2 separate regions of the Mus musculus genome follow, and region 2 is linked to region 1. Evidence: chromatin contacts called from ENCODE Hi-C or POLR2A ChIA-PET data. All regions are on one chromosome and are shown on one strand. Each heading gives the region's core, a stretch centred on a gene start or an enhancer-like site at or near the end of the contact. The rest is flanking DNA. Distances are from core to core; before and after follow the strand shown. Region 1 holds the start of Fuz (fuzzy planar cell polarity protein). Region 2 holds the start of Ap2a1 (adaptor-related protein complex 2, alpha 1 subunit).

Region 1 (2,568 bases), core at 30-2,529:
TAACGTCACTCACATCCCACAGCCTCACCCTCAATTCTTTCTTCAGTCTTTCTACATTCCGGATATTGGTCAGCTCCTCAAGTCCCACAATGAGAACCTAGAAGAATCACATAGGACAGCGGGGTCCTTAATAGGATCTAGTCAGAGAGGACAGTATTTGAATGGGTGTTGAGAGGAAGGCCAGGTCTGGATCCCTGTGTATGAAGGTGGAGGTCGGGCTCCTGGACTCCTAGGTATGAGGGAAGAGGGCTGAGGTCTGGATGTCTGGGTGTGAGAAAAAAATGCAGGTCTGGACTAAGGAGAAGAGGCTGGGGGTGCAGCTCTCTTGAGTTTTGGAGAAAAAAGGGCCCAGTCTCACCATGGCCCCAAACACCATGTGGAGCATTCTTTCCAGCCTCAGCTCAGAGGTGCCCTCCTCAGATGACAGAACAATGAGAGTGATACTGTGGGGAGGAAAGAAGAGAAGCAAGAATGAAGTAGAGGTCAGGCCTGGGAAACGGAGCCAAGCGCTTCAGCGTCTCTGGGCTATTCCTATGCTGCTGGCTACATTCTGCTGGGAACGCAGGGATCAGAGAGGGTGAGTAGCTTATCAAAGATTCCCACAGCCAAGTCACCACTGGCAGGACTCTGGGGTCACCTAAGCCAGGAACCACTGCCCAGATCTTGTTCCCTTGCTCCCGCCAAGGGACCTGTCATGGAAGTTCTTCCACACTACGGTTGTGTCTTCCGTTCTTGCAGAGTTCAGTTGCACATCCAGATTCTGGCCGAACATGTGGACTCCATTGAGAGAGCCGATGACAGAGAAAGGAAGCTGAAGAGTGGGGAAGCATTGAGACCTCACTGTCCCACTTTGCCGTCTCCCCACATCCCCCCAAAGTTCTTCAGGAAACCAGGCTTATTAGTCCCCTAAAGGCTCCGAGCCTCTACTCCCTGCACGGTATGCCATCCCAGCTTCCCAAACCCCTTATTTAGACGAAGGAGTCGAATGCCCCCACCTGTTGACGGGAGGGGGCGCCGCCGCTGCTACTCCGACAAAACAGGGGAACCCCGCTAGAGGCTGCGAGGCACAGCAGATGCACCGGGCTTCCCGGCCCCTCATCCCCCATCTGGAAGCCCGCACCCGACAAGTCACCCCCCTGGAGACTCTCGGTGTGGATCTAGGAGCATGCGGGTAGTGAAAGCAAGTCGGCCTGCCGTTTGGAGCCGCCAGAGGGCGAGAAGCCGGATGGCTAAATTCCTGCCTTCATCAACTCAGCCCCTCCAACAGGATTCTTTTTCCGCCCCGGCCGGAAGTCATCATGACCCTAACAAAGATGGCGACAAGTATTGCTTGCCAAGCGTTCAAGTTGTTCCTGGACAGCTTCACATCTTTTGTATAACGAGAATGAAGAATCTAGTTTGAAGATGGTGATGGTGCTAAGGTGTTGCCTACAAACCTTCATGTGTGCTGTAATTACGTGCTAATTTTTTTTTTTTAAACAACTGGTTGAGGATGGGGACAGTGCTAAGGCACTGCCTGGCAACTGCAGCGTGGCCTTTCATTCCATAGTGGGAAATACCCTGCCCCAGTCAAAGATGGCCGTATGCTCAGGCGTTGCCTAGCAACTACCATTCACAATAATTTCTGTTTCAAAACTCCGAACCGCTGTGCCACCGTCTCCCTCTCATTTTTTCAGAATGGTTTGATCCAGGCAGTGTTGCCTAGTAACCACCAAATGAGATGGTTGTTTTTGTTATTAGTGAAAGGCAGAAGAGAACCTTTTCCAAAATCATGAAAACCACGTAATTTCTGTAACGAATTAATGCCAATGATGGTGTATCGTGTCGAAAGGTAAAACACGGAAAACTTTGTTCCATGCAACAATAGAAGTTAGCACCGAGGTAGCAAGACAGATTTTCACAGATATGATCACTGTACTATCACTTCCAAAGCTTTCTTCCAAAGGATGGCTAGGAGCCAGGGAGATGGCTCAGCACATCCCAGGGCTTGCCATGAAGACCTGAGAAGCTTGTAACCCCTGGAATCTTCATGGTAGAATAGAGAGCTCACTCCACAAAGCTGGCCTCTGTACACATGCCATGGCACACGCACTGTAAGAATCAAAATTTATTTTCTAGTTTAAAATAGTATGGCTATTAAAATAGTATGGCTACAGCTTCGTGTCTTTATTTTCTACTTTCTGGGTGAGTTGCAGCCTTTAGGCCTGGTTGGCCTGGAACTCAGGGTAGCTGTTTGGCCTGGAATGGCGAATGCCAGCCACTCTCTTTTTCTTTGCTTTCCTTTCTTTCTCTTTTGCTTGTTGTTGTTTAGTGTATTTTTGAGGTGTGGTCTCATGTAGCCCATGCAGACCTGGGACTTGCCATGTGTCCTTGAAATTCCGATTCCTTTTTCAACATCTCAGTCTCCTTTCTTTCTTCCTTTCTTTTTTCTTTCTTTCTTCCTTTCTTTTTTTTTTCTAGATTTATTTATTTATTTTATATATACGAGTACACTGTAGCTGTACAGATGGTTGTGAGCCATCATGTGGTTGCTGGGATTTGAACTCAGGACCTTTGGGAGACCAGTCA
Region 2 (2,568 bases), core at 21-2,520, 33 kb before region 1:
TGGCTATCCTGGAGCTGTTTACATAGATCAGGCTGGCCTCAAACTCACAGAACACTACCTTCTATTCACAAGGACTCAGTGCTGCCTCTTCCTAGGTCCCAGGACATAACTACCTTCTAGACCCATTCTGGGGGTGTCAAATTAGAAAAGCCTGTCAGGGGTGCCGTTTTGTTCATGGGGATAATAGACATGGACTCTCCCAAGTCCCTTTGCCCCAAATTTCTCAATAACCCCGGGCATTGGTGTTCTGGGGGCTTTGACTTCCCTGCAACTAGTGAACCATAGAACCTAGGGAGTCGGAAGCAAAACAAACTGACCCAGTCCTCAGCTGTGGCTTTAACTGGCTTTTCCTTGAGTGGTTCTCCAGAACTGATGGAGGAAGCAATTTTGATCTTATGACCATTATAGGCAGATTGTCTTCGGTACTGGGGTTTAGGGAGGAAAAAAGAGTAACCTATATTGAAAAATGTTTAAAAACCAAAATAGTAATCCCAGTTTTCCATTTTTGAGCTGTAGTCTTGGGGAAGCCACTCAATCTCTTTGGACCTCAGTGTCTATGGTAACAATCCTTAACCGGCAGTCCCTCCTCTCATGGATAAGAGGTTTGCAGACAAGTCAAATTTCCAGGCGTTGTTTTTAGGGAAGGGAATGCTCCCGAGGCCGGGGCTCGGGAGTGGAGACCGACTGGGAAGAGGGAGGCGCCTGCGTAGTGGACACCTCACGGTCTACCGCCTCGCCCAGCCCCTCTCTGCAGCAGGGAATTGCAGGCATCGCTCCACCTATCGCAGTTCAGCTAACTGACAGGGCTTCTTTCTCCTTCCTTCTCTACGGATCGTCGCCCTTTTGCCCGCCCCCCACAACCGCCCCTTCGAGGGCGGAAGTATGACGCTTCCGGCGAATCGGCAGAGCCTTGCGAAGAGCAATCTCCTCACCCATTGGTCTTCTTTTCCCGAAGTTCCGCCTCCTTCGGCCTCTTACATCCCGCCCTACTGGCGCGGAGCTGGTAGTCCATCCAATTAGCGTTGGTCTCGGCCGTTCAGGGGGCGGTCCCAGAGTGTGTCATCGAACTCCCCCGTCTCTAGGGCAACGCCCCCTGCCTCCCTGCTCCGAACGGAAATAGCCCGGTACTGCACCAATCATCACCTGGTGTCTTTACTATTTAGCCAATCAGAGAGAGAGGAGGGCGGGCGTTCTATTGTGAGCGGCAGGGCTCTCAGCTAACAAGTGGCGTACGTTCCCGGATGACAATCCGTAGGGGCGGGTCTGAGGCGGGGCGTCGGCCTGCAGCCAGCCCGCCGCTAGCCCGCCCTCCCCCGGCCGGCTCCTCGGCGCCGTCTGGGGTCCTTTCCGCCCGGTGCCGCCAGCCAGCCCCGCGCCCGTTCGGCCAGGCTTGGAGCCGAGCCCTCCGCCATCATGCCGGCTGTATCCAAAGGCGATGGCATGCGTGGGCTCGCCGTGTTCATCTCCGACATCCGGAACTGTGAGCTCATGACCGGGGCCCGGGGGTCACGCGGCGACCGGGCGGAGGGAGCAGGGAAGCGCGGGGGTGTCCTCCCGGGAAGGACCAGGATGGCGCGGGCGGACGTGGCGGGAGGAGGTGGAGGGAATAGGGCAACGGGTTAGGTAGGTCATTCAGTGCCATCTCGAGCCTAGATGGAGGAAATCAGGGACGCAGAAGAGATGGGAGGCGGGCAACCACCTAGGGCCAGGGGCCAGAAGTTGGGGAACTGCCCAGGAACCAGAGATGATATAATTGGGGACAGCAGAAAGACCAGATATAATAAAGTGGGAAGACAGCAGAGGGACTCGAGATGATAAAGTGTGTGTGTGTGTGTGGGGGGGGGGGGGGATCAGGGTAACCAGAGATGATGAAGTGGGGAGATACCAGAGGAATCAGAAATAGAAATGGGGTGACAGCAGAAGGATAGAGAAGATAAGGTGGGGGACAGCAGAGGGATCAGTGATGGAAGTGGGGAAACTGCAGAGGAAGCAGAGATGATAGGGTAGGAACAACACCATAGGGCCCCCAGATGATAAGGTGAGGACATAGCAGAGAAACTAGAGATGATAAGGTTGGGGGGACAGCAGAAGGACCAGAGATGAAGAGGTAAGGGACAGAGGACCAGAGGATGATGTATGAAAAGACTCTACATGGAAGATTGTGTAAAAGACATGGAAGGCACCAGGTGTACTTGTGCAGGCCTTTAATCCTACTACCTCTGAGACACAGGTAGGCTGATGATCTCTGTGAGTCCATGACAGCCAGGGTTACACAGAGAGACCCTGTCTGAAACAGCTAACGTCCCCCTAATCCCCCACCCCCAAACAAGGACAGCATTGAAGAGGCTACATGTAAAAAATAAGGGACTATAGTATAAAGTCTTGGGGAACCTAAGATACCAGCAGGCTCTGGGAAGGTATCACAGAGTGAGTGTTTATGATGGAAGCAAGGTATCTTAATGCTCTGTGAGAAGAGCTCTATCAAGCTGGGGGAGGGGAAGTTTGTACCCTGAGGAAGGGAACAAGGCAGGCCTGGATCCAAGCCTTTTTTGGCTTATTACAGCAATA

Evidence for each region. Hi-C counts contacts between places; a loop is a spot of excess contacts on that map. ChIA-PET counts read pairs that join two places held with the same protein, here RNA polymerase II (POLR2A).
Region 2: a map of gastrocnemius shows a loop between it and region 1 (7-fold over the local background). The contact joins the promoter of Ap2a1 here to the promoter of Fuz in region 1. A Hi-C loop is called at or near these places in 4 of 37 maps with a recorded cell type or tissue (gastrocnemius and heart). POLR2A ChIA-PET finds 5 or more read pairs at or near these places in 3 of 5 experiments (Patski and embryonic stem cell).

The regions. Positions count from the first base shown.
Region 1 is chr7:44,894,790-44,897,357 of GRCm38, reverse strand. Fuz (fuzzy planar cell polarity protein) reads right to left here and starts at 1,279. Exons shown (of 11, transcript NM_027376.3): 1 at 996-1,279; 2 at 690-811; 3 at 359-443; 4 at 29-97. The coding sequence starts at 1,106.
Region 2 is chr7:44,928,192-44,930,759 of GRCm38, reverse strand. It overlaps Ap2a1 (adaptor-related protein complex 2, alpha 1 subunit), which reads left to right and starts at 1,270. Exons shown (of 24, transcript NM_007458.2): 1 at 1,270-1,480. The coding sequence starts at 1,414. It also overlaps a transcript of Tsks not described here.